Regions from separate parts of the Homo sapiens genome. Here region 1 is linked to region 2. A link is a loop called in an ENCODE intact Hi-C map of the cell type or tissue named here. Cell type or tissue: GM12878. All regions are shown on one strand. Each heading gives the region's core, and the rest is flanking DNA. Links, peaks and the distances in the headings are about the cores only.

Region 1 (5,385 bases), core at 287-5,286, 60 kb before region 2:
TCGCCCCCTCAGAAGTTGTAACGGCTATAACTTATCAAGTTTACTAAGTCACGGAGAGGTAAAGTAACTTGTGCAAATCATAGTGCTAGAAAGTGGCAGGGTGGAAATTGGTCACCGATGCCCACACACTTAACCACTGTGCCTATAGGTTCAAAGAGATGAAACACTTTAAAACTTTTGAAACATCTTATATCTTTAAAAAATTCTAAAGTTAGTTGTATTAGTCAGGGTTCTCCAAAGGGACAGAACTAATAGGATAGACGTATATGTGAAAGGGAGTTTATTAAGGAGAATTGCCTCACATTATCACAAGGTGAAATCACACTATAGGCCGTCTGCAAGCTGAGGAGGTAGGAAGCCAGTAGTGGCAGAAGTTCAAAAGCCTCAAAAGTGTGGAGGCCGACAGTGCAGCCGTCAGTCTGTGGCCAAAGGCCTGAGAGCCCCTGGCAAACCACTGGTGTAAGTCCAGGAGTCCAAAGGCCAAAGTACCTGGAGTCTAACGTCCAAGAGCAGGAAGCATCCAGCACAGGACAAAGATGAAGGCTGGAAGACTCAGCAACCCAGCTTATCCCACCTTCTTCCACCTGCTTTGTTCTAGCCATGCTGCCAGCCGATTGGAAGGTGCCCACCCACATTGAGGGTGGGTCTTCTTCTCCCAGTCCGCTGACTCAAATGTTAATCTCCTCTGGCAACACCCTCATAGACACACCCAGAAACAATACTTTACCAGCCATCTAGGCATCCTTCAATCCAATCAAGTTGACACCTAATGTTAACCAGCGTGATAGTACTTTCCAAGTTGGTCTGTGGAACGTTAGTCCAATAAGATGGGCCTAGAAATAGGGCTCTGCTATGGAATAGTTTCAGAAAATCTATTTGCTTTATAGTCTCTACTGAAGATTCACAATGGACATCCACCTACTAAAGGCTCTGAGAAGTCCTGCAGCAAGCACGCCTGTTTCACTTTGTTTAACCAAGTGTTTCTCAAACTTAATCATCCATGTAGCTGTTGGGCCTCTAACAAGGTAGCTCAATTTTCCAAGGAATGGTTCTTCTAGAGAACGTTGAGCTAGGCATTTAGACCAGAAGTTGTATGATGTTGGCTGTGGGTTTGAAGAAGTAAAATAAAATAAAAAACATAAACCAGAAGTTGAAAACTAGCCATCTGTAGAAGGCCTCTAGCCAGAGATGCATCTTACTTGGCCTACATAGTGTTTTAAATAATATTTTAATTAATTAATTATATTTTTGAATTAACAAAGTTGATGATATTTTAAAGCAATAATATGTCAATACAATTCTATATTTCAGACTTCCCCATAATGGGTAGTTTTGCCCTATATTTCCAGACAGAATGTGAGTTGTGACTGTCCCTTAAGATGGGGCACCCACTCTCCAGTTCACCAAATGATTCCCAGCAGCGCAGCCATGTAGGTTGTCCTTCGTCATAACACTTGCATTGGTATTTTTCTTGGGTACAGTTGAGAATCAAGTAAATACACCCATCATGGACCACTTTACTTCCTTCATCCTTCATAGCACTTATCAGAATTTGAAGCTACTTAGATGACCATCTGTCATTCCAGCCTGAGAGTCAATCAGGCAGCCAGTGTTAAGCAATATATAAAAGGGGTGGGAGGCTGGGCGCGGTGGCTCACGCCTGTAATCCCAGCACTTTGGGAGGCCGAGGCAAGTGGATCACGAGGTCAGGAGATCGAGACCATCCTGGCTAACACAATGAAACCCCGTCTCTACTAAAAATACAAAAAATTAGCCAGGCGTGGTGGCGGGCGCCTGTAGTCCCAGCCACTCGGGAGGCTGAGGCAGGAGAATGACAGAGCGAGACTCTGTCTCGAAAAAAAAAAAAAAAAAGTAAGTGGATACTTTCATTTATTCATGCAACAAATATGAGTATTTCCTTTGTGCCAGGAATGATTTTAGATTCCCCAGCAGGTAGAACAGTGTACTTCATGGGAGCTTTCCTTCTAGTGGAGAGACCAACAATTTAAAAAAGAAAGAGAATTAACAAGCAAACACTTCCAGAGTTTAGAAAGAGCTCTGAGTGAAATAAACAGAGTTTTGAGATAGAAAGTAGACAGGAGAGTGAAAATCACAACTGGGTGAGGAACAGAAACAGAGAAGTGTTTAAACAGTCAGTGAATAGCATGTGACTTTTTCTTTCTTTCTTTGCACGGGCCAAACAATTCTTAGAAAGTCTGCAACCTAATTCTGGCAGCATTCAAAACTGTTTTCTCGCTTTGGGGAAGTGTTTGTTAAATAGATGACGAATGTGTTCTAGGCTGTGGATTATTAGTTTTTTGTATTTAAAGGCAGGTTTTCTGGTGTGGTTTTTGTTTGTTTTTTGTTTTTGTTTGTTTGTTTTCCGTAACATTGGGTATTTTTCCTTTAGTAAATGTGAAATGCTGTCACCAGTCTGGAAGGTTGTGCTTGTTAGGAACTAATCATGGAACAGAAGAATCTTCCACAAATCCCTTTTGCCCAGTGTGGCTTACCCTGGGAATCACTCTTCACTCACTCTGCCTGCAGCAGTATTTTTCCATTTTAAATCACACATATTGGCCGGGCGTGGTGGCTCACACCTATAATTTCAGCAGTTTGGGAGGCTGAGGCAGGAGGATCACTTGAGACCAGGAGTTCAAGACCAGCCTGGCCAACATGGTGAAACTCCATCTCCACTAAAAATACAAAAATTAGCCAAGCATGGTGGTGCACGCCTATAATCTCAGCTACTCAGGAAGCTGAGGCATGAGAATCGCTTGAACCTGGGAGATGGAGATTGCAGTGAGCCGAGATCGCACCACTGCACTCCAGCCTGGGCAACAGAGCGAGACTCCACCTCAAAAAAAAAAAAAAGAAAAGAAAAAAAATCACACATAAGGGAACTATACTTAAGAGTGTGCCAACTCATGTGTCCTTAGGACTATCCCCAAAGCAAAGCCTGCTGCCAAAAGGGAAACAAGAGAAGAACATTTTATTGCTTAATTCTCTACCCACATTTTACTTGCCATTGGAACTCAAGTTGACAAATTCACTTACCCCTCAAGCAGAGGAGTTGCTGAGGGAGAAAAGAGAAAATGTACACTAGCTTTATATGGGAAGCAAGTGTGCGTTGCTTTCTTAGATAGATTTCTTTCCCCCCTCCCCCTATGTGAACAACAGACAATGCTTTATTTAATCTTACAAATGTAACATCTCCACATCAGTTAATAACTATGGATTAATGATGATGTACCATGCTAAGGCCCTGGGCTAGACTTCTGCTACCCCCGTGTGAGATGAGCCTTAAGTATCCTGAGGTTATGTCCACAGGGTAGTAAAACAGGTAGTGATGTTGTGATTTACAGTAGAGAGTATCACACTGGATAATTGGTCCAACCCGGCTTGGTTCAATTAGTATAAGCAGCTGAAATTAACATTGCCTCTCTCTTCCCCAAAAGAGGAAGAAAAATGGCTAAGTGGAACATTTTTATATCTGTGTTATCCAGACTCAATTTCCATCTCAGAAAAGATGCCAGAGGACAATGGAAATCTAGATTTCTTGGTTTTATATTTTCATGTTATTTTATTTCCCTCTGAAGTCTTAGATAATTTCTTAATCAACTACCTGGACCACTAAGAAGCTTGTTTCCACCGTGGCGCTTTGGCAGTATGCAATTTTAAAGTCTTCAAACACACATGCTTTCTGAATGAGCAAATCTGCATTTAAGAATTTATTGATTGATAGGTCAGGAGGGTGACTATAGTTTACTGTACATTTCAAACTAGCTAGAATAGAATAAGTCGAATGTTTTTAGCATGAAGAGAAGACAAATATTTGAAGTGATGAATATCCCAAGTACACGAATTTGATCTTTACAAATTACATGAATGTATTAAATTATCACACGTACCCCAAAATTATGTACATCTATTATGCATCAATAAAAAATGTTTAAAAATAATGTATTGAGAACATGATCAATATTTTATGCATGGGGCTTTAAAAAATTTCCAGTATTGTCTGTAAGAAAAAAAGCTGAAATGATCCAATAGGTCTTTCATATTGATTGTGGCACACCCTTACACTAGACACCGTAAACGAGGGTGACATAAAAATAGAATTGGTCAGGTGAAGAAAGTGATAGTATAATGTTAAATGAGAAAAGCAGATTTCAAAATAGCATGCAGAAGAATCTCCTCTGGGTAAAAATGATCTCTGCCTTCCTGTGCCATAGCTCTGTCATCCCACCCAAAGAGCAGCGTGGAATAAAAAATTGCAAATTGTTGACAGCAGTTGACTTTCAGTAATAGAATAATCGATGCATTTCGTTTTATTCTTTGTTATCTGTATTTTCTCTTTTTTATAAAAGGAGCACTGTAGTGAACCACCAATCTAACTAAAAGTAAAAAAATGCCACCATCTAGGTAATTTCTCGATTCCTCCTCTAGACTGCATTAAGAGGCTGAGGATTCCTGAGCTGTGTTAATTAGAAATTGCCACAGGCTGCTAGCAACAGTTCAACAAGAGGTTATTTTCCTCTAACAATAATTTCCAAACTATGCCACCCAGAGCTTATGTGACAATTCATTGTTCAGAAAGAATAACAACTTTTTAAATATACTTATAGCTAATGTGTAATCATCTCCAGCAGGAGATCACAAAGAGAAATGTTGTCCTAAGTGGGCAGATTTGAAGCCCTTTCATAATTGGATTTCCTATGGTTGTGCTGTCTGTGTTCTTTCCCTGTTTTTGCCATGGGCTTGAAAGATGTGAATGCATTATAAAAAAAAAACTACTCATTGAATTTTTATCAGTTGATGTGAATTGGGTAGGAGTAGTGGAAAAAATAAAAGTACAGAATTACCTACATTAATATATATTTATTGACCTTCCTTCAGTGGCTTTGAGCACTGTAGTAAAACAAACTTAAAAAAAAAAAGAGTTTGGGCATGGTGGCTCATGCCTGTAATCCCAACACTTTGGGAGGCCAAGGGGGGTGGATCACCTGAGGTCAGGAGTTTGAGATCAGCCTGGCCAACATGGTGAAACCCCATCTCTACTGAAAATACAAAAATTAGCCGGGCATGGTGGCACATGCCTGTAATCCCAGTTACTCGGAGGCTGAGGCAGGAGAATCACTTGAACCTGGGAGGCGGAGGTTGCAGTGAGACGAGATTGCACCATTGCACTCCAGCCTGGGCAACATCTCAAAAAAAAAAAAAATCATAGTCTGCTTAGGAAATTCTGAGATTCTGCAAAATATTTTTAGTATTGGTCTTCACATTCCTTCCTGCTTGCATATTAATTTGCTTTCCTTTCTAGGCAAATTGGGGGACAAATTCTATCTTCAAAAATTAACCAAACCCTATTTTTCTTCCTGAATC
Region 2 (5,385 bases), core at 283-5,282:
TTTTTTTAAGAAGTTGAACTTTGTTGCAGTAATCTCCCTGACAGCCTGGAGGTCTGTTTTCATGATTCATGATGTCAGCTGAGATCAGCTGCTGTCAACACAGCCTTCTGATTCAATCCCAATTCTTCTCCAAGGGCTCTCAAAGAAATGGGGGGAAAGAAAGCAAATTGAAACCTTAAATTGACAGAGTCCCTAATGAATGCCAAATTGAAACAACTAACGGGAAGTTTAGAATTCCTGTCTCCTAGGGGGCAAGTGAGAGAACTTTATTCTCTAGAAGGTGGTGGAGTGCTCATGCGTGACTCTTCATGTCCATTCGGTTTTTGCCTAAAAAGCCATTTTGTGCATTTGTTTGTTTTTTGCTGCTCAACATTCCCAAAGGTTGACAGATATGATCCAAAGCCACAGTGTAAAGGCCACTTGGGAATGGGCTTGAGTAGGAAGGGCTCTTACGACACAGCCCGAATTTGGAGGCTGAATGAAATCCTTACGTGTCCAAAGCTTTGGGTGTGATGGGAAGGCTGACAGAGCTGGTTATGAGGAGGGAAGAAATAGCCAACAGTTCATTTCTTTTTCTAAACCTTCTCAAGCAAGACTGGCCTTTGTAGAACAATGCACAAGGCACGGAGGAAGGAAAAACCCACTTTCCATGTAGACAGATCTAAATTTTATGGAGAGGACAGTCTGATCTTTGTTTGTCAATCTTAGTGAAACCTGCACCAATGATGTTCCTCAGTACACGGAACTTCCAGACACCACCTCTTTCACACTAAGCAGTATATTAAAAAGAGCACAACCCTTCTGTAATCCCAGTGCTTTGGGAGGCCAAGGCTGGAGGATCACTTGAGCCCAGGAGCTCGAGACCAACCTGGGCAACATAGTGAGACTCTGTCTCTGCAAAAAAATTTTTTAAAAAATAGCTGGGCCAAGCACAGTGGCTCACGCCTGTAATCCTAACACTTTGGGAGGCCGAGGCGGGTGGATCATTTGAGGTCAGGAGTTTGAGACCAGCCTGGCCAACATGGTGAAACCCTGTCTCTACTAAAAATACAAAAATTAGCAGGGCGTGTTGGCAGGCGCCTGTAGTCCCAACTACTTGGGAGGCTGAAGCAGGAGAATTTCTTGAACCTGGGAGGCAGAAGCTGCAGTGAGCCAAGATCATGCCACTGCACTCCAGCTTGGGCAAGAGAGTGAGACTCTCTCTCAAAAAAAAAAAAAAATAGCTGGACATGGTGGTGTACACCTGTAGTCCTATCTATCTGGGAGGCTGAGGCAGGAGGATTGCTTGACCATGGAGGTTGAAGCTGCTGTTAATGATGATTGTGCCGCTGTACTCCAGCCTGAGTGACAGAATGGGACCCTGTCTCTTAAAAACAATAATAATATCAAAAATAAAGAAGAGCACAGTTGACTCCTGATGAGGGGACATCCCATAAACATCCACATTTGAGTTTGGTCATCCTCCATCTTATCCAAGCTTTTATCATTTTGTTTAATCTAACATTCAGCAACTTCATACAGTGAATGCTCAATAAACGTTTATTGATTGAGTGGTGCCTCTTGCCTTCTAGGGGCAGTATGGGGAGGTGGTTTAGAGTGTGGAATATGGAGTCATTGCCTGCTGTCCAACACTGGCACTCAAACCTGCTAGTTCCATGGTGATGCTAGTATCTTTGAGCTTCCATTTCCTTGTCTGAAAAATAAAGTAATTCCACTATCTTAAGGTTCTGACATAATGAATAAATGAAATAATGCAAGTTATTATCTCATTTAGCACAATGCCCAGCACTTAGTAAGCACTCCACTAAAAATTATCCTTCATAAATAATAATTTGTATTATCTCTAATGTGAACACCGTAGCTCAGACAACAAAGATACATAATATTAATCAGTCAAAAAGTATTTGAGTGCTTTCAATGTTTCTGGCTGTTCTTAGTGCATGTGTTGTGGATTCTTACGGTCTGCTAAGAGAACAGCCATGGCCATAAATAACAGTGGAATCTGGAGTCTTCCTCTTTGCCCCATATGGCTGAAACCCTGCTCTCTATACTCCTCCCTTAGCTGGGAAGAGGAGACATTAAGCAGTGATCAAACGTGTGGGAATTAGACCTGAGTCAATGTTGTTGATAAGAACCGAACATTTTATCACCAGGTTTCTTAGGTATCAGGCACTAAGCATAGGACATTACTAAATGCACCGTTAAAACCACAGACCCCAGCATGAGTCTGAACCTGTATATGGCCAACTTGCTGAGAGCGGTGGTACTCAAACTCAGACAATCCTCAGCACCACCTGGAGAGCTTATTAAAATGCAGATCATTGAGCCTCTGCCTCTGAAAGCTTCTGATTGATTAGATCCAGCCTGGGTCTCCAGAATTTGCCTTTCTAGCAAGTTCCCAGGTGATGCTGAAGCTGCTGGTCCTGGAATCATACTTCTAGAACCATTAGCTTAGAGTGTGGAGTTTAAGGAGTCAAGTCCAACCCCTTTTATCCCTGTCACTGGTGTTGCTGGCTATAGGGGGTGCTAAAGGGTGGAAAATGAAATATTAAACAAAACTCATATCTCTATCAAGGAGAGAAAAAAAAAAAAACAATAAAACACCCACAGCCTAAATATTCCCAGTGGAAGGCTACTCATGGGTCAATTGTTCATTCAGTCTTCATTTAATATGTTCAACTATCTCCTGCTTCCAACATTAATTGGAACCGTCATCATTTATCTCAGAATTGCCTAATTCCAGGATTTAGTACTTTTGTTGTTATTTTTGGAGGCCAACACTTGAATTTAATTAGATCTGGTTAGAAATTGCATGGAAATCTCTATATCCAATGAGTAACATGTTTCCAGTTGGCCTTCCATTTGTCTTGACCCCAAACCTCAATGATAAATGACTGAGATCATCCATTTCAGAACTTTCTTGCATTCTCCACGTCACTGTACTTGTGGCTGAAGGCCATTGTCTGTTTGTTATTTTAGTCAGTGAAAGGGGATGGAGGGATCACCCACTCAGAAGAAATAAATGGGAAAGACTCCAGCTGCCAAGTAAGTGACCTCGAACTCAGTTTGGTGGTGGGATTAGTGGTGTATTCTCACTTCTTCACAGTATACTTTTCAATAAAATTCTCAGCCACAGCCAACTCATTTAATATCTCAGGATTAAGCACCTACTATATGCCAAGAACTATGTTGGGGTCTGCAGACACAAGCATGAACAAGCTAGAGTTCCTCAGCTTTATCCTATCAAAAAACTTTCACACATGTGCTTCCCTCTTTTCTGCATTAAAAATCTCTTCTCACCCTTCACTTTTTGCCATAAATGTCACCTCTTCAAAAAGACCTTCCATATCTGCCTCTCATAACTACATATTGTTCTTTTATTTCATAGCGTCATCACAAATTGTAATAATTCATTTATCTCCCCTGTTTCTTCTCATGTCTGTCTGGAATGTCTGTGGAGCAAGAAGTCTCCTTCTTCTATTTCTCTATCACCTTGCATGGTGTTTGGCAAGTACTAGAATCTATGTCTTGAACAGAATAAAGACATGGAGTCGGGGGGTCACACAGTTTGCTTTCATTATTTTCTTTATTCTAAAGAAACATAGCTATGACATATTTATAACTACATGTGTTCCTTTTTTTAAATAGGATCATGCAGCTGCACTCTTTTTTTAATTTAAAAATACACCTCCACAAAAAATGGCATCAAATATTCTTCTAGTAGTTTTGACAATATAGAGAAGTGGCTACAAGAATGAGTGGTAGACTCAAACTGTCTGGTTCAAATCCTGGCTCAGCCACTTTTTTTTTTTTTTGCTGTGTGACTTAGGCAAATTGCCAAATCTGTCAGCACCTCAGTTTCCTCATCTATATAAAGGAGCTATGAAAAGTACTTCCTTATGGGGTTGTCATACTTAGATGAATCAATACATGTAAAACACTTAGAACATTTCTGGTATAGAGGGCTCAATACATGTTAGCTACTGTATTAGTCAGCACGGGCTGCCATAACAAAATGCCATAGGTGGTTGCTTTAAAAGCAGAAATTTATTTTCTTGCAGTTCTTGTGGCTGGAAAGGATAGGATTAAGGAGTAACCAAATCAGCAGGGTTTGGTTCCTGGTGAGGACTCTCTTCCTGGTTTGTAAATGGCCACCTTCTTGCTTGTGTGTCCTTACACGGCAGAGAGAGAAAGAGAATAAGCTTGCCAATGTCTCTTCTTATAAGGACACTAATCCTATTGGGGCAGGGCCCCACCCTATGCCTTTGTTTAACCTTAATTACTTCCTATTCCAAATATAATCACATTGGGAGTTAAGGATTCAACATATGCGTTGGGGTGGGGGCACAACTCTATTGTTAACAGTGTCTATATGTTACTATTACTATTATGCTGCTGATAGGGAATTTCCATCTTATAATGTTGCCCATATCACACTCACAAATGGACGGTAATGACTGTAAATATGTTTTTGTATTTTTATTTCCATAATAATTGGTTTATCCTACATTTTTAAACAGGAAATATATTGCTTTTTACTATACTCTTCATATTTAAGCTTTTAAGACAAGCTTAAATATGATGGTATATTTTGTCTGGAATTTTACAGTGAAGGAATTATGCCAATAATCTTGGTGATTCTAAAATTGGAATGACATCCATACAAATCCAAATAAGCTAGAAACATCCCACCTAGGAGTGTTTTCAGAATCCAATTGGGAATTTTATTTTCCGGAGCCTTGGATTCAGACTTGAGAACACTGGTGTGTCCTTTCCATTTTTAGCTAATTTAATTCTCACAGCACCATAAGGTGTCATTTCTTTTATTGCTCCCATAGAGATGAGGAAACTAGGAGGTCAGTTTATCCTTGGTCACACAGCAAGGTTATGGTGGAATTAGAAACAAACCAGGTCCTTCTGACTCCAGACACTGAGTTCTTAGCCACTCACTGCATCTTAAAATCTTCTACACAACAAAAACAGTTAACAAGGCATTTGAACTGGGATCTCTGGTTTCTGGCCTTTCTGAAGAGCATTGTGGTGAGAGTTTCTGTTTCATTCTAAGGAGAGTATCTGCTCTGGGATATCTATTGTACTTGGACATCCATATCTTAGCATTTGCTGCAACTCTGACAGTTGGGGTCTGCCAGAAGTGTTCAAGACATATATTACAGAAGAGCTTCTCAAGGTACACTGGATGCCTGTTGCTTCTTTCTCCAAGGACTTCTGCCCTCTGAAGAGCACCGGTGGAGGCCTTCTGGACCGGGGAGTCTCTGCTGTTTGTCTTCCCGCTTACTTCTAAGGGGCGTGCATGATTCACTGGTGTGAAAAGAAAGTTCTCCTACAGTTGATGCCTTCTCCATCAAAGCTGCTACCTTGTTGTAG

The links. Hi-C counts contacts between places; a loop is a spot of excess contacts. Peaks named below come from ENCODE experiments on the same cell type or tissue, not always from the same donor. Only the 100,000 strongest peaks of a DNase experiment are listed, where the experiment ranks them.
Region 1: a loop joins it to region 2, with 2.2 times the contacts of the local background. A loop is called at or near these places in 7 of 110 quality-filtered maps.

Annotation. Positions count from the first base shown.
Region 1 is chr20:54,014,889-54,020,273 of GRCh38, reverse strand. All of the region lies in intron 4 of BCAS1 (brain enriched myelin associated protein 1), which reads left to right. Among named protein-coding and RNA genes, the nearest start is that of MIR4756, 51 kb to the left of the region's middle. In GM12878, for the core only: no CTCF peak of the experiment used is centred there; DNase peaks (open chromatin) are centred at 2,183 and 2,933; H3K4me3 peaks cover 996 bases; H3K27ac peaks cover 2,170 bases.
Region 2 is chr20:53,955,092-53,960,476 of GRCh38, reverse strand. BCAS1 (brain enriched myelin associated protein 1) reads left to right here. Exons shown (of 13, transcript NM_001366298.2): 11 at 2,980-3,045. Among named protein-coding and RNA genes, the nearest start is that of BCAS1-AS1, 42 kb to the right of the region's middle. In GM12878, for the core only: a CTCF peak has its summit at 2,503; no DNase peak of the experiment used is centred there.